Regions from separate parts of the Mus musculus genome. Here region 2 is linked to region 1. Evidence: chromatin loops called from intact Hi-C (ENCODE). Cell type or tissue: left cerebral cortex. All regions are shown on one strand. Each heading gives the region's core, and the rest is flanking DNA. Links, peaks and the distances in the headings are about the cores only.

The links. Peaks named below come from ENCODE experiments on the same cell type or tissue, not always from the same donor. Only the 100,000 strongest peaks of a DNase experiment are listed, where the experiment ranks them.
Region 2: it touches region 1 in a loop (4-fold over the local background); 20 of 42 quality-filtered maps call a loop at or near these places.

Annotation. Positions count from the first base shown.
Region 1 is chr11:63,400,081-63,408,414 of GRCm38, reverse strand. No RefSeq gene overlaps it. Among named protein-coding and RNA genes, the nearest start is that of Gm40016, 60 kb to the left of the region's middle. In left cerebral cortex, for the core only: a CTCF peak has its summit at 3,570 (motif pointing left); a DNase peak (open chromatin) is centred at 3,542.
Region 2 is chr11:64,435,220-64,443,553 of GRCm38, reverse strand. It overlaps Hs3st3a1 (heparan sulfate (glucosamine) 3-O-sulfotransferase 3A1), which reads right to left and starts at 8,222. Exons shown (of 2, transcript NM_178870.5): 1 at 6,928-8,222. The coding sequence starts at 7,487. It overlaps F930015N05Rik (RIKEN cDNA F930015N05 gene), which reads left to right and starts at 6,880. Exons shown (of 1, transcript NR_028445.1): 1 at 6,880-8,334. In left cerebral cortex, for the core only: CTCF peaks have their summits at 1,165 (motif pointing right) and 4,423 (motif pointing right); DNase peaks (open chromatin) are centred at 5,577, 7,306, 7,671, 7,767 and 2 more places; H3K4me3 peaks cover 1,387 bases; H3K27ac peaks cover 456 bases.

The sequences.
Region 1 (8,334 bases), core at 45-8,044:
CAGGAGGTTGACTATGCCTACCACCCCATCACAAGTATCCAGTGTTGGTCCCCATACCCAGTCCAAACAATTTATGAATGAGTAAACAAGAGTAATAAAGTTGAGCTAATGTATATAGATACACTAAGAACTAATGTGCCAAGATACAACAAAAAAGTGCAGCATATCTTACTTCTACTATGTCTCTACTGACAACACTTGAAGTGCACACATAATTCAGTCTAAATGACTTGATGTTTTCATTAAGTGTAGTATGCTAGTGACTCTCTTAGGAGTCATTGGCTTCAGAACACACCTACGAGTCAGACAGAGCTTATTCTAAAATCTTCTACTGAGCTGTGGCCCTGTAAGGGGCAAAAGGGGGCAGAGCACCAGAGCTCTCTGCATTTACAGCTCAGTATGACTGCACCATCTAGTAACGCTGATATCTTGATGTTGTTTGACCAAGGCTCTCCTGCTGCCCACCTTAACCTCTAATTTTCTGTGTAGCCAAGGCTAGCCTTGCACTTCTGATCCTTCTATCCCTACTTCCCAAGTGCTGAGAGGTGTGCAGCACCATAACTAACACACATACCCTTTAACTTCTCTGATGTTCTTGTTTTCAAAATCACAAATCAGTGCTTTACAGAGCTGTGGGAATTTGGTAATATGTCCTGGAAAGCATTTCTGCTGAATCTCACAGAACAAAACAAGCCAGGAATGTAGGCAATGGCACCTAATACATGTGGACTTAGGATACCAATTTCTGCCACCTCATCTATCCAGAGCCTAAGACTTGTCTCTGCTTCTTGGTATAGAGTGAGGGAGGGATCCATAATCTTGATGACTGAAGGGCTGCATGCATTAGAATTCCTCATAGCCTTTATCTCTCAAGGACTGCTCTCAGACGCTCGGTTTATCCGTATCAAATGAGAAAGGCACAGTTGCTCTGTCTTCTGAATACTACAGTATTCCATTTTATACTAAGAGTGATAAGGGAGAATTATTAGTATCCTCCCAGACTATCTCATAGCTTCCAGAGAGGGTCAGATGGCATCACAGACAGTGGCATGCCAGTCTCATATGTCATTTATTTTAAATCGCCTTCACATGCCAGTTTACAGATCCCTTCTCCCCTGAAGTCTAGCACTTCATCCATCACGCAGGATTTGTCCATGTCTTTGATGCTACCCTTCCCCCATGAAGAATTTTATGTTGGAATCCATTGGGTTAAGAAATAGAATCATGGAGTCAGTCCATAAGAGTCACAATGCAAGTGATCATGTTCATCCATCAATTAGACCTGATGTCCCAAGGAGGCAGGCTCAGTCTTAGTCTGGTCTTAGGGCTGGCTCAAACACCACTTGAAGCATGCTTAAAGAAACTTCTATTGGGAAGAATAAGAATAAGAATAGAAAGAGGAGGAGTGACAGGAGAGGGAGGAGGAGGGGGAGGAGGAGGAGGAGAAAAAAGAGGAAGGAAGAGGAGGAGGAGGAAGAGGAGGAAGAGGAGGAGGAGGAGGAGGAGGAGGAGGAAGAGGAAGGAGGAGGAGGAGAAGGAGAAGGAGAAGGAGAAGGAGAAGGAGAAGGAGAAGGAGAAGGAGAAGGAGAAGAAGAAGAAGAAGAAGAAGAAGAAGAAGAAGAAGAAGAAGAAGAAGAAGAAGAAGAAGAAGAAGAAGAAGAAGAAGAAGAAGAAGCGCTCCTAGAAGTTGAGTTCCAGACTTAAGGTCGACGCACACAGCTCAGATTGACATTATCCTGTAGCTTTCCTCCAGGATCCGTGGAGAGCTAAGGATAAGAGGGTGAGCCATGGAAGACGAAGGCTCTGCTTTCACAAAATGTGTATTTTAGTCATGGATGGGTACACCAAACATAAACACAAGTCTGAGTAGTGGTCAGTGGCTTATAAAGATAACCAAATGCTTCTACACAAGTTGACAGAGTCCAGTAACCAGGTGACCACTCAGACCCTCTGGTGGTAATGGAGGAAGCAGATCTCACCCTCAGAAGTTTGGAGTGGAGAGAACCTTAGGCCTGAGGAACAGCAGCTGAGGGTGGACGTACTAACAGGAGATAGGTAGGCCAAGGGTTGAGAGGTCACATCAAGCATGCAGGAGTCTGTGCACTGTGGGCAAAGGCATGGCTTTTCCTGTTGATTGGACATCTCCAAGATCACCTGGGTAGAAAGAAAGTGAGTGTTTCCTCAGAAGCAGGGTGCTGTGATTAGATGAGACTTGCCTCTCAGGAAACCCATGTTAAATGAAGCCGCTGTGATCAGTGAGGCTGTAGAAAATGTGGGAATTTAACAGCAGAGGCCTCAGCCAGATCTTGTGGTGCATGTCAATTCTGAGGAGGTCCAGGCAGGAGTATCAGAAGTGCAGGCTACCTTGTGCTATATATGGCAGGACCCTGACTTTAAACAAAGTGGAGCTTGGAGATTCTTAGGTCAATGGGGGGAATGCCTCCAAGGGGATTTGGGGACTCCCTACTCCTTTCAGTTGTGAGATGTGATCTGGGATGGCACAGCAGACCTGGTGTGTGTATTGGGGTGCAGGGGCTCAAAGCCTGTAAGATGTTTCCAGTTTAAACACTCTAAACCAAATAAAACTCTTTTCTTAATAAAATTACCCTGCTCTCAGTACTTTTGTTACTGTGTTGAAAATGGAACGCAGACGACAGCACACATGCAAACTAACATGAGCACGGAGATCAGAAGCAGAGCTGAGAGCGATGGCACAGAACTTTAATCCCAGTACTCAGGAGGCAGAGGCAGGTGGATTTCTGAGTTTGAGGTCAGCCTGGTCTACAGAGTGAGTTCCAGGACAGCCAAGGGTACACAGAGAAAGCCTGTCTCGAAAGGAAAGAAATTCCAAGCAACTTCTACCCCCAATTATCCCAATTATGAAAATTATGAATAATATAGAATTGTACATTTGACTCTTGCTAAAGCCTTCCAAAAGGCGCTTCATACACTATTCTGACTCCTGTTCTGTGCTCTGGGTTCTCTCAGGCACTGATTACCGAGTTTTCTGATCTTTGGAGCGCTGGTCCTCAGCAACTGGGCTTTGGAACCCCGTTTTCCTTAGCAATTAGAGGGATTTGGGCCTGAGCCTCCACCTCCCTAGAGGTCAGTCCTTTCATTTGGCCACCAGTCAAGTGCTGACTGACATCGGCAACCTCTGCTCACAAGGTTAGAGCTGGATGGTTCATTCATAAGCGGCACAAGTTCATTTGTGTAAAATCAAACCCGTTTGATATGTACACATACAAAGTTTCTATAGCTGAGAAAGCCACACACCAGTCTCTGAGCCGTGATGGGTTGGCCGGGTGAACTCAACCTCAGAGGATGACTGCATCCCACCCCATGATTCTTTCCACGCTTCCTTGTGCAGGAAAGGCTGTCCTCTCTCGGCTCCTTAAGAACCTAGCACCTCTAAATCAGGAAGACAGTCTTATTTTCAAAATTCAAGAAATTCGAGGAAGGAAGAGAAAGCTATTTTGCATTTTTGCTAATTGGCATCCTGAGAACGGTAAGGTGAAGAAGCGCCTGAACCCTAGGGAGTATTGCTGAGGGTAAGGCGCCCTCTACCGGTGGACACGCCAGTGAGGCACTGTACACCCGAGAAGTTTTTATTTGGGACCACTTGTTTGGATCCTATTACCTACAAATCTCTTTTCCTAAGAGATTTGGAAGAAAACAAACGGGCCATGACCTATTCAATAGAAACATTGTACTGATTTTTCTCCTGATGCAGGATGTTTTCCAAGTTTGTATTACGGGAACACAGAGCAGGCTGGGCTTAGAGCTGATAAAGGCTGTGGTGGGTGTTTATGGAAGCGGTCTGGTGAAATGCTATAGACGCATCTTGTAAGTCAGACTGGCCTCATTTATGGTTTTCCTGCCTCTACCTCCAATTTGCTGGTATGAATGCCCTGGTCTTGGGATTGCCCCTTGAGATTTACTTTAAAACCCTGTGGCGTTGTATGGAAGAAAAGGCTGATGTGCCCAGGACAAACAGACAGTTTCTTAGTGCTAGAGCTGGTGGAACCAGGTCTCCAGGTTTGAACTGAGCCTGGAAGATGGCATTGTGGGCTGGTAAGGGACTGAGGGTGGTCTTGACATTTCACAAGTTACCAAGGACCCAAGTGTCCCTTTATATGTCTCTCTCCTATATATTTTAATACAGCACATAACTAAGTCTGTTCGGTTCAATTTGCCACCGTCAGCATCACGGCCATTCTGCAGGGACACAGGAATCAGGTACAAATGTTAGGATCAGATTCAGAACTTGTTGATTAATTGTTTGCGCTTATTGGTTGGCCTTCCATCGGGACGATGAACTGAGTTCTTAGAAAGATGAATTAGCCATAGACTCTGCCCTGGAAACATCTCTAAGGGAGGAGACAAGATGCAGACAAATAACTCAGATGAGGCACAAAGGGCTGAGTGGCGAGAGGGATATGGGATTCCGACCGTTAGTGGGAATCATCTAAAACAGGACGGTCTTTCTGAGGAACCAGGAAGAAATTTTCTTTCACTGTTTCACCTTTGACCGCTGACCTTGCCTTAGCTAGGATACTCGGCCATAGGAAACGGTAAACTACAGTGGCTTCATAATTGTGCTCCAATATTTGGGAATATTGTAAAAAATACATTTTTAAACAAAGAAAAATAGTGTGGCTATGAACTTATAAGAGAAAGCATTCCAGTGTCTGCCTGCCTCTGGGTGAATATCGTGCCGTCATTACAGCATGAGCACAGACTGTTGGTGTAACTGAGGACTGTGAGTCTTCAAGAGCAGGAGCAGAGAAAGGACATTGAATGTGTGACCACAGAAGAGAATTAGATACCCACACACAGGGAAAAGACAACATGGTAATATCTAAAATTATGTTAATACAATTTAAACAGTGTGCTTGGTAATATGGGCTTTAAGAGCGCAGTCAGCTAAATGCTGAAAAATGACCAGTTTGGCTGCAAAGCTTTACATTAAAATAATGTAAAATTCATGACCCCATTTATAAATAGCCAAAGAGTTAAACTGTTAGCTAAACCAAGAGTGGTGATTCTTGCCTGTAATCCCAACATGCAAGAGAATGAGGATTGCTACGCCTCTGAGGCTAGCCTAGGCTACATGCCAAGACCTTGTCTCAAAAACAAACAAACAAACTAATTAATTAACTAATTAATCAAAGAAACAGTTCTTGGAGTGTAGCTCAGTTGGTAGAGTGCTTGCTTAGCATTCAAGAAGTCCTGGATTCAAGTCCCCAAACTGCACAGAACAGATATGGTAGTTAGCACATGCCTACAATCCTAGCATCTAGGCACAGGATGGGATGGAGGGAAGAGGATGAGACGTGTAAGGTTCTTCTCAGCGGTACACAGGCTGTTCAATGTCAGGATAGGGAACACGAGGTCCTCACCCCACCCCACCCTCCCCCATCAAAAAAACAGAAGGAAGAAAGCTTAGCTAGCAGTTACTTAACAAAGGCAGAGAGGTCCGGATACATGGCTCTGTTATGCAACTCCTGATGGCGGACAATTAAAGGGATACACAGGCTCTTGGTTCTGTGAGGTTTAATGATGGAAGGGAGGGAGGGGATGGTAGAGAAGACCCAAGCTTGCTCATTCACCCAGTCCATTCATCCTTGGTAAATTGAATTAGTTTTGTTTTGTTTAATATTCAATTTCTCCTCGGGTTATTTCAGGCAGGTAGCCTCCTTTTCTCAGCCCTTTTCTTCACTTTAAACTGGTGGTTCCCACAGAAGGTTACAATGTGTGCCTCTTTGCTGGATAGGAAACTCCATTCCATTTGGAAGGAAACAGAAAAAGAAACATCTGAGTGAGAAAGAGTGGTGGGATTTAAAAGAAGACATGCTGGCTGCAGCAAAGGAATTGAGTTCATGCCTGAGAATCAGGAAGAAGTCCCAAGGAACCAATGAGAGAGGGGAGGACAGGTACAGAAGAACAGGAGGCCAAGGGAGAAACCCAGGACCAAAGGATGGTGGAGCAATTCTCAAAGGAAAAGCCATATCATTTCAGGATTCCAGCATTAAAAACATCCACTGTTTTCAGATGATGGGTTCCCACAGCAAGCAGACAGTTTCTAACAAATCATTCTACCCAGAAGGAAGAAAAACACCAGAGAATGGGACAGCAAGCAAGTCTTGTGACAACTTAGCCACTCCCAAGGTGCTGACAAGTCTCCCTTCACACAGACCTGAGCACCTCTGCCATGTGTGACACCGTTAAACCAGCCAGCTTCTCTTTGCCATGGATGCCACAGGATGCTGTTGCAGCCTGAACTTCGCAGCAGTAACCAGCAGGCTACAAGTCATCTTTAATAAACACGGGCAATAAAATACATCTGTATTAAACAAGAGCTCAGACAAGAGCTGCAGAAGGCAGTTGTTTGAAGCATGCCTCCAGCCGACCGGGGGACGGTAAAATATTCCAAGCTGGGAAGAGGAGAAGAACCGTTGCATTGCATTTGATGGGTTCAGTGCTAAGTCTGAGTGAACGAGACCCGTATTTATCCAGCTCTCACCAGGACAAATGGGAATCTCATTGTAAAAATGAGTCTGAAATCAAAACATCTGCTCCTTTTAAAAATAATGTAAAATTCATGAATTCATGGGAAAAATCAAGTTTAAGATGTCAGCTATTATTAACAAAAGCTGAGAAATGAGAGAGTAGAAGGTTATGTGTACTCAAAAGATGGCTTCCGTCCTGACTGGGAGAATTAGTTGATGTTAAGAAAAAGAGAGCTTTTGAAACGAGAGAGATAAATATCAAAGACTGAAGGCAAAGAAAGCCCACGGAGCCAACAGAAGTCATTCAGGAAACAGCCCTAAACAGCACTTTAAAACTCAGGGCTATGTGTTAGCAACCAGTACAGACCTCGTTTAGGTAAGTACTGGTATATCCAACCGCCTCTCTGAGAAGCCAGACACCCAGGTTGGTTCCGCCAAATCCAGCCAGTCATTATCTGTAAGGCAACACCAAAACCAAAAAGCATTTGGGATGAAAAAAGCAAAATATTGAGCTGAAACACGTCAGTCAAAAATCAAACGAGTCTATGACAGACTCGTACAAATATAAACCGCACAAACCTCGAACTTTGGGACAAAGGTATGGAGAAAGGTGGGTGCTTGCTGCTTTGGATAAAAGCTACAAATATTTCTCAAAGTCGAAACTAGGCAAACTTAATGAAACTGCTAGAGAACTGTGTCAGGGCATCCAAGAGTCATGCTGCTCACTCTCGATGAAATAGCAAAACTCATCTATACACTCAGAAAACCAAGATGCACTCGTTTAGAGTCCACAGGAGGCACCTGTGCATATGTGTGCTCATGTGTGTTCCATGTGTGTCTGTAGGTGCTCACACATGTGTGTGTTCATGTTGGTGGAGGCCAAAGGGTCTTTGAGTGTCTTTCCCAATAATTTTTCCGCCTTACATTTTTGGGGCAGGGTCACTCACTGATTTGGCTAGGCAGGCTGGCTAGTGACCTCAGCAGAGCGCCTCTCTCTTCCTCCCAGAGCTGGGATTACAGAGGTGTGCCGCCATGCCTGGCCTTTTACAAGGGTGCTGCCACTCAAACTCAGGTCAGCTTGCTTTCACAGCAAGCTTGTTACCGACAGAATCATTTCTACAGACATGGATCTATATTTCAACAAAACACTTGGGGGTCACACACATGTGTGTAGAAATCCAGTCATCCACCCTTCCCCTGCTTTCCTTTTCTTTATGACCAGAGGAAAAAATAAAACTAACAATAAATGATGAAAACACTAAGTCACAGAGCAGGACATGTATAGTTTTCTGTATGTGGGTGATTTGCCTGCACATATGTCTGTGCACTGGGTGTATGCCTGGTGCTTGCGGAGACCAGAAAAGTGCATCAGATCCACTGGAATGGGAGTTATAGACAATTGTGAGCTGGGTTCTGGGAACTGAACTCAGGTCCTCTGGAAGAGAGGTCAGAGCTCTTAACTGCCGAATCATTTTTCCAGCCCAGAACAGAAAATTTACAAATATTCCTGTTAGCGATTCATGGAAAAATAATAATCCATAGTGCAATTGCAGATGTTGATAAATAAGGAGACAGTTTCACTCTGATTCGTTGAGATTTGAGTGCACTTATTCAGATGTGTACAAGTTCCCTGGGCAGACGGTGTGTAGGAAAACAGATCGTTGGTAGCAGGAACTAGGTTCAAATTCCTGGGTTTGTATGTGTGATTTGTGTGTGTGGACAGGCATTTGGGGGATACTCTCTCTGCAGTTTGGGAGCTGGAAAACAGCGTAGGGGGGAGTTGCAGCTTTTCTTTCGTGTCCAAGTGAATGCTCGTGTGTGT
Region 2 (8,334 bases), core at 146-8,145, 1.0 Mb before region 1:
TTGCCCCATTGATGTGTTTTTAGACTATGATTGAGCACAGGTAAGTGGAACTTCAGTTATATGGAGGCTGCCACATAATGCCATTCATTCAACCATCTGCAGCATCCATGTGTGCCTAATTTGTCTCCACAAACACGTATTCTTCTGTTCTAGGCCCCAATTAAGAGAACACCTCCCTAAATGTATATGCTTCTTAATAATGAGTCACTGTTGTCTTCTCCCATGTGAAAGAGATTATGCGCCTTACCAGGTTTTAGGCCACCTTGACATTTTTCAAAAGTCACACTGCACCAGTGTGTTGCAAAGCTCAATTTGGAATCTTGGGACTGTCTTATTTACATGGGTTCTGGACACAGGGGATGGGGGTGGATGAATACCCACAGATGAAAGAATATTATGTTCAATGAATAATATCAGGACAACGTAGAAGATCTCAGCAAAAGAGGCCCCTGGGTTAACTAATTAAGCTCACTTCTGCCAGGCTTCCAGTCATGTCCCTACTCCTTCTGCTGTTTTAACCTGACCCCACCTATCCACAGGCCCAGAAATGCATCCCTAACTGATGTCATCACCATCCCAAGAGTTGTCCTGCACTTGGTAGGCACAGGACAAGCGCTGGAAGGGTTAAGCTGGCTTCTGTATGCCTCCTGTTCTATTAAGACCCTCCTCCAGAGCTGCACCACGCAGGGGAAGGAATAAGCCTGCAATAAAGTCATCTGGAAGCGTTTTCATCTGAAGCCAGCTTTCAGAAACAGAGGCAAAATGCACTAACAAAAGTAATCTGGGCATATGGCATTCCTTCCTCATGCACATGTCTAATATAAATCCTCTAATCATTTGTATCTTGCTTTTTGGGTTTATTGTCAAGTCAAGTCTTTTATTTCTCTCCAACAAATAAACTGCCGAGAGAGAGAGAGAGAGAGAGAGAGAGAGAGAGAGAGAGAGAACCACCCATACCTAAAGAGATCAGTACAGCAGCTGGGCTACGAAGCCTATACCTGCTATCTAAGTTCATTATTATTTCTTCCTTTCCCCTTCCCCTTCCCCTTCCCCTTCCCCCCCTTCCCCTTTCCTTTCCTTTCCTTTCCTTTCCTTCAAACACAATTAGTCTGGAAGTTGTCAGGGAAATTTACTGAGTATTTTACCACTAGGTGGCGCTACACAACACATTCAAAGTAGGTGGCTCACGAGCGAGAAGGAATTTTGTTTATATCCTTTCAAAGACTCTCTCTTGCATTCCTAATGGCAAGTACTTAACTGCATTATTAATAAACACTCCCCCCTTCCTGCCAGACATCTGCCATTGTCTGACAACTCCTGAGACCGGCTAAAACTGTACTCTGCAGTGTGGAACTCAAGAGAGGCGTTGGACAATCGTACGTGTTCAGGTGCCTGAGAAATATCAGCTACTCAAGAGTTGTATCTATCGTTGGAAGCAGGAATTAGGCGAGATCTGAGCACTGGGTTCACATATGTTTGCTTATTAGTTGTATCCATATATCCCACAGAAATCAAATCAACACAAGCTCTCAAGTGTTAAGCCTCTGACCAAGGCGAAGGCTAGAGGGCAGAAGTGTTGCTTCTTTCTTGTGCGTGTATATAAAAGGCACATGTCTGGTAAGAAACTTGCACAATTTTAACTCATGGCTTGAAGATAACAAAATTCCTAGACACCCAGGGTTTCATATTGTTGGGAAATAGAGACCAAGAAACTACACTAGATCGCCTTGTTTTATATTTTGGGTTTTTTGTTTTGTTTTTTGTTTGTTTGTTTTGGGGGGTGTTGTTTTTTATGTAGTTCCTCACTAGGGAACCAAACTAGCTTCAAGCTTGAGGTCTTCCTTATTCAACCTCCATAGTTCTGGGTTACAAGGTGAGTCACTGTGTCTGGCAAAACAAGTTCTCTTTATATGCCGCATCTCTATTAGGTGAGGGTAACGCTCTTTTCCTCTCCCCCCCCCCCAAAAAAATATCTAAGTATACAGGGTCCCTGCCTGGACCCAGACATGGAACTGATGGTGGGTACAATTTATATTTGCTTAAATGTGTCCCATAGAGAGACAACCACTTCTTATGGTTGTTTATATCAAGGACGGTTGTTTGCTTTGTGACCAACACTCTTCATGATGTGAACATCTGGTCTATGTAAGGTTAGCCCCTGTTGTCATTAATTGCACAGGCTGACTTTATTCCCATGACCCCTCTAAAATACAGACTTGGCGCTTATTCTTCCCTGGCCAATCAACCAGTTTATTTATGTGAGACAAATATTTGGGCCAGCGTGTTTTCTGTTAAAAGGGGGACGGGGAGCAGGAGATCATAACGCTGTGGGAGGATTTCCACCCAGAGATTGTCTTCACGTTCACACACAAAGTGTATCTGCATGCTCTGACCCTCAGATCATAAGGGGACGTACACACAAGGAAGTGCAGACCTGAGGTTTTGCAAGAGGTATTGCAATTCTTCTATAACCAGCATTTCTTAGATATTCCCCAACCATTTAATGAAGTTCTTCATACAAATGCCATCCCTCCCCCTTCTATTGTATTTCTACTTCCACACACACATACATGTATAGCACACACACACACACACACACACACACACACACACATGCACAGCTGATTAAGTTGCCAATGATATCTATGGGGGAGAAAGCCCAGAATTCCAGACAATGAGAGCAGGTGGGAAGTGTCTAGTCACTCAGAGCTCCTGGGAATTATAGTCATGGAGGAAATGCCTCCCTTTTTCTCTACACACGTGGACTCCCTAGGCTCAGAGTCCTCTTGGCCCTGGTTCTTTGCTTACTCAAGGACATTCATTGTCTCTGGACTTCACTCCATATGACCTTGCATGGGTGGCCAGGATCTGCACCTCCTTTAGCTTAAGTTTCAAACTCTTTGTGAAAGAAAGGGATGGTGGCCCAGAGGGTAGGATTGGCTCCTGGAGGTGCTGTGCAGCTGTTCCCAGCTGCCACGAGATGCAGCGCTCTCCCAGAAACCAGAAGTGCCTTTGTTCAAGTCATCGCTCCAGTGGCCTTGAAAAAGAAGGCCATGATCTATGATGTTGTAAGGTCAAAATGTTTCATATTTTGATGAAGTTAGGAGCTTCAAGTCTTCACACTAAGTACTTGTTCATCATTTCTGTATGTGATAATGTGATATTCTTGACCGAAATGGTCCAGTCTTGCTAATGATGGGAATTAAGATATGGGACATGGTAGTACTAAAGACAACATAGTAAATGCTTCTAAATATGGTCCAAATAAAGGCATAGAGTATTCAAGGAGCCACTTATGCGCATGTGTGCTTGTGTGCATGTGTGGATGTATAAATAGATAGAAGACAGACAGATGCACAGCAGGCCCTCTGTATCTATAGGTTGTATACCCAGAGGCTCAGCCAACTGCATGAAACTTACAGAAAAAAAAATTGCATCTGTGCTGAATATGTCCTGACTTTTTCTGCTATTATTCCTTTGACAATACTGTAGGAGCTCTTTACATAACATTTATGTCCTATCACACATTATAAATAATGCATACATGATTTAAAGTGCAGAGGAGGATGCTTTCAGTTATGTGTGAATATTGTACTATTTTATAGGAGAGACTGGAGCATCTGCAAAGTGTGATACATGCAGGGGGATGGGACAAATGGCCCCAAAGATACCAAAAGGAGTGTATATATGTGAACATACACATGTTCGTGTGTAGTTTATTTAAATACTTTACAAATATGTATCCTTTGTCTCTGTAAGGAAAATAGAATACCTTTTAGTTGGTACTGATGTAATAGACAAACGGGGAGCGGGCCCTTTTCATTCAGTTCAAAGCTCACCTGCCCTGGAACTACAGTAGAGAGATCCAGTCTTGACTTCCAGTAAAGATGTTTACATTTTGAAGAAAGGAAAAGGATGTACACTCCCTTTTATAGTCATACCACTCGTGCAATAGCAGTGGATATTGTTCACTTGGAATGAGTACTATCCCATGACACACAAGCCATAGACATTTGTCGTATTAATACTCTCTGCTCCATTAAGTCATGGGGGATGCTTTTCAAATTCAACAAGGAGGAGTTTCATACCCAAATACTTCTACTGGAGTGTGCTGAGTTGTTATATATATAAGTCCCCACACAGAAACATTTTTAGGGTGTTTGGTAGGAACATTAAAACACTTTAAATCAATAAGAATAATATCCTGTCTAGAGATTTTGAGTAACAAATTCATTTTCATTTTACTATAATTTTTTTTCAAAGATGGATTTATACTCTACTCTGGAAACACAGCTTACATTTCTATTTTCATCTTGATGGTGGAAATAAAGAAACACCTCAGCAACAGAAATTTCTAACTCTCAAACTCCCTCTCGAAGAGATTTCTTCAAACTTCCTTAAAGCGAAAGCTTTCTCCTTTTGTGAGGACAGTAGGGGGCACTCCCACCGCAAACTGTTAGGACAAATAGTGACAAAGAAGGAGAGAGACAGACAGACAGACAGACAGACAGACAGACTAGACATGTTTTGACTCCCCATATCACTAAGCATCAAAAGTATCACCTATATTTTTCTCTTCTCTAACTTTCTTCAGGGTGCAAATAAAAAGTTTGGTTTTGTTGTTGTTTTTTCCTGCCCCTGCCCCTGCCCCTGCCCCTGCGTGTGTGTGTGTGTGTGTGTGTGTGTGTGTGTGTGTGTGTGTGGTCTTAAGTATGCATAGAAATTCTATATTGCAAATTTGGGACAACTTACAACAGTCTAACCAGACCCTTCTTCTGAATATTAGGTAAATATAAGTAGCCAAAATGAACAGCAGCTTCAAGACAGCCTGTGTGGGGTTTTCTCACATAGAGACTTCAGTCTTCAGTCCTTCTCACAAACATCAAACTCCAAGTTCAGAGTCAAGATGAAAAGAACCCGTGGGGAAATTTTCATTAAATAATCCCATAATCCAGGCTCCACAGGTTGGGTCCTCTTAAATAAGAGTTTCTCATATAATTCAGTGAGCTTAAATTTATGCATTCAATAAAAAAAAAAAAAACCCACTCCACTGTGAATGTTAAAACAAAGACATTGTTCCGACACTTGGAAAATTAAATTCACCAAACCATGAAGCCTACTGTGCAGTTATTTTTGTAACCACCATAAATTGCTTTATAAAACTCCTCTACTGGATAAACAATCCAAGGAGATTTTCTTCATAGTAAAGGACAGGGCGGCCTTAAAGTTTATGACTTTTTCTTTTTCTTTTTTTTTTTTCCATACTTTTTTTTTTAAAGTAGTTGTGTTTCGAGTTACCTCAAAACCTTCTTGCTTTTACATGATTTCAGAAAGTTCCACAGAAAATCAGATCCAGGTCTGTAGATATACCATGCCCTCAAACAGACGTTACTGGAGTAAGAAGAAGCAATCCCATCTTGTGAAAATAAAGTTTAGTAGGGCAAAGCAAAAATGAAGGGGATTAGTACTAAATGTTTCACTATATTTAATTGTACCTCAGAGCCCAGGGCCGGCCTGTATGTCTCAGACTGATGGCTTGAAATGGGTCTCTCCCTGCACTGTATGAGGCCACATTCAATGCGAGCGGCTCTAGATAAGAGTTTTAGGGGTCTTTAATCACTTCATTCTTGTGTCCTTGGGGAATAGCACAGAACAGCCTTTGTGTCCAGAAGAAGGACCTGTTGTCCAGACTCAACAGGTCACTGCATAAGAACTTCCCAGAGGATAGGGCATAAATGACAGAAGCATGGGGGAGGGAGTATATTTAAGTGGCTGATGATTTTAAATGATATATATGCTATATCAGGGGAAAGCTGATTGTTTTTCTTTCCAATGACTGGGAAGTTACTGTTTTTAGAAGTGTTTAATGTTTGAATTTGATTATTATTTTTTTAGGACTAAACTATAAATTCAGCTCCCGAAATCAATCTGAACATGTTCTTGACTCTACAAGTGAATAAACTCGTCACATCATGTCTGTCTGTATTTTATGAATGGTTCCTTCCACGTGTACCTCAACTGTGTCATAACTTTTCTAATATTGTTTCAGTTATAATGAGAATGAATATTTTATGAACAGGCTGAACTTTATAAAAATGAGAAAATTCTAACCATATGAATTTTGTCCTTGAACTTGGAGGAGAGGGGAAAATAAATCAGTATTTTTTACCACAAACCAAATCCAGGCCACGCTAGAATTTATTAGAGTTTGGCTAACTCTGATATTATAGGTGATCTGAATTTGACACTGGCAAATCAGCTTATCCTGTAAATAACATTTACTTCCTAAATTGTATCCAGCGCATTTTCCCATGATTTCCCCCCCCCCTTTAAAATTAACTATCTTATTTGTAAAGATAATAGTTAGGAGATCTTTAGAAAAATTTCTGTCAGGCTGATAGTATTACCAACAAAGTGTTCTTTAAAACCCAGTTAGTCGTTGCTGGCACGTGATGAGGCATAGATTATCCAAACTACAGGGACTCTTGACACTTTTACTAAGTTTCTATATGACTTACCACCTTGGACAACTATCTGGCAAAGGGTCAAGGCAAATAAATACCGGAGCAAAGACCCATGTTAACCACAGGGAATTACCCCAAAGATAAAGGAATAGACATAGGCTTCCCTTGGTAAGCCCAGTAATGAGGAACAGTTTTCTAACTTAAAAGGAAACTCTCCTCTTTCCTTTTCTTTTCCTTTATCTAATTACTAGGGCGATTTCAAGGAATAAGATGTTTGGGGAACTGGGGAGCCCTGACAATTAAAATCAAGATCTCCATTCCTCTCTCCATCTGCCCCTCCCCAAGGGAGAAGAACGGGAGCCCAAGATGGGAACAGCTACTGCTCCCCCTTTGCCATCCCTTCCTAGTCTCCCCCTCTGCACAGCCAGCGCTCAGAAGTACCCATGGGGGTCCCCGCGCTCACCGGTACCAGGCGAGGCCCTTGTGGTAGCTGCGGTCAAAAAAGTGGGGCTCAGCACCCACGGCACGCACGTCGGGGTGCACGCGCAGGAACTCCAGCAGCGCCCGCGTGCCGCCCTTCTTCACGCCGATGATGATGGCCTGCGGCAGCTGCTTGCTGCCCTCGTCCAGAAGTAAGGCCAGGGTCCCCGGCTGGGCCTCGGCCACGCTGCTTCCCGCCCCGGAGCCTCCTGGTGCGGCGGCCAGCCCAGGGCTCTGCTCCTCCTGGTCGCTGCTGTCTCCTGGCCCCGACCGCCCGCGCCTCCTCCGTTGCCTCAGCTGCAGGAGGCGCTTCCTTGGCGCTCCCGCGGGCCACATCGCCAGTTCCCTGGGTCCTGCAGGGACGCCGCGCCCCGGGACCCCCGCGACGGGGCCCGAGCCGGGTGGGCAGCGCTCCGCCAGGCAGTAGAAGACGTAGAGGGAAGTGAGTAGCGAGCAGAGCATCAGCAAGAACTTCCTGAAGATGCTGCGCGACAGTGGCTCCGCCGGGCTGGGCTGGGCGCCGGTGGGACCCGAGGGGGCCATCCTAGCCAGAGGCGACCTCGGACGGCGAGCGGGCCATGCTAGGCCACGACTGTGCTGGGAGCTCCGCCATCCCCGCTGCCAGCCAGCGTGCTGCCCCGCGGCCGCATCGCCTGAGCCGCCCTGCGTGCCTGAGAGCTGCCCCGCTGGGCGGCAGCAGGGGCTGGAACTAGGGACCAAGCACTGCGAGCCCTTCTTGGGGTCCTGGGCTTCGGGCGACGAGGAGGAAAGGGGTGCGGGGCCGTGCTTAAGAAACCATGGTCTTGGGTCTGAAACGCGCCCGAGTCCTGAGCCTAGCTGCGCAGAGCTCCGCGCCCTGGGTCTCCGAGAGTCGCCCGGCAAGGGAGTCTCTGCGGCGGCAGTGGCGAAGGTGCTCGGCTCAGCAGGGTCCTGAGCGGTGCGGAACTTGGCTCAGCGATAACACATCCTTGGCTCAGTCCCCCGTGGAGCGGGCGCAGGACTCTCGGGCCGAAGAATTGTGTACGCTCCGGTTAGAACGAGTGACCCTTTTTCCAGCTTCTGCTCTCCTGGCCCGCCCAGGAGCGTGCCCTGAGTCCTGGCTCAGCTCGTCTCAGCAACCGAGCAAGCAAAGTCCCCCTAGTCCCTCTATCCGAATGGGACTCAAGCCTTCTGGCCTCTTGAGCGCTCCGGAAGTCTACCCACTCCTCTGGGGCCCCAGCTGGGAACAGCTTGGAGGGGCCCCGCTGTGCGGGACCTGTCAGCCACCGCTGCCACTGTGCTCTTGGGCTCTCCCCGCAGCCTCCTCAGCCGCTACCGCCACACGTGGGACGCGAAGGACAGCAAACTTGGTGGTGACGTCAACGGCCCAGGCCAGACCAACGCGGGGATC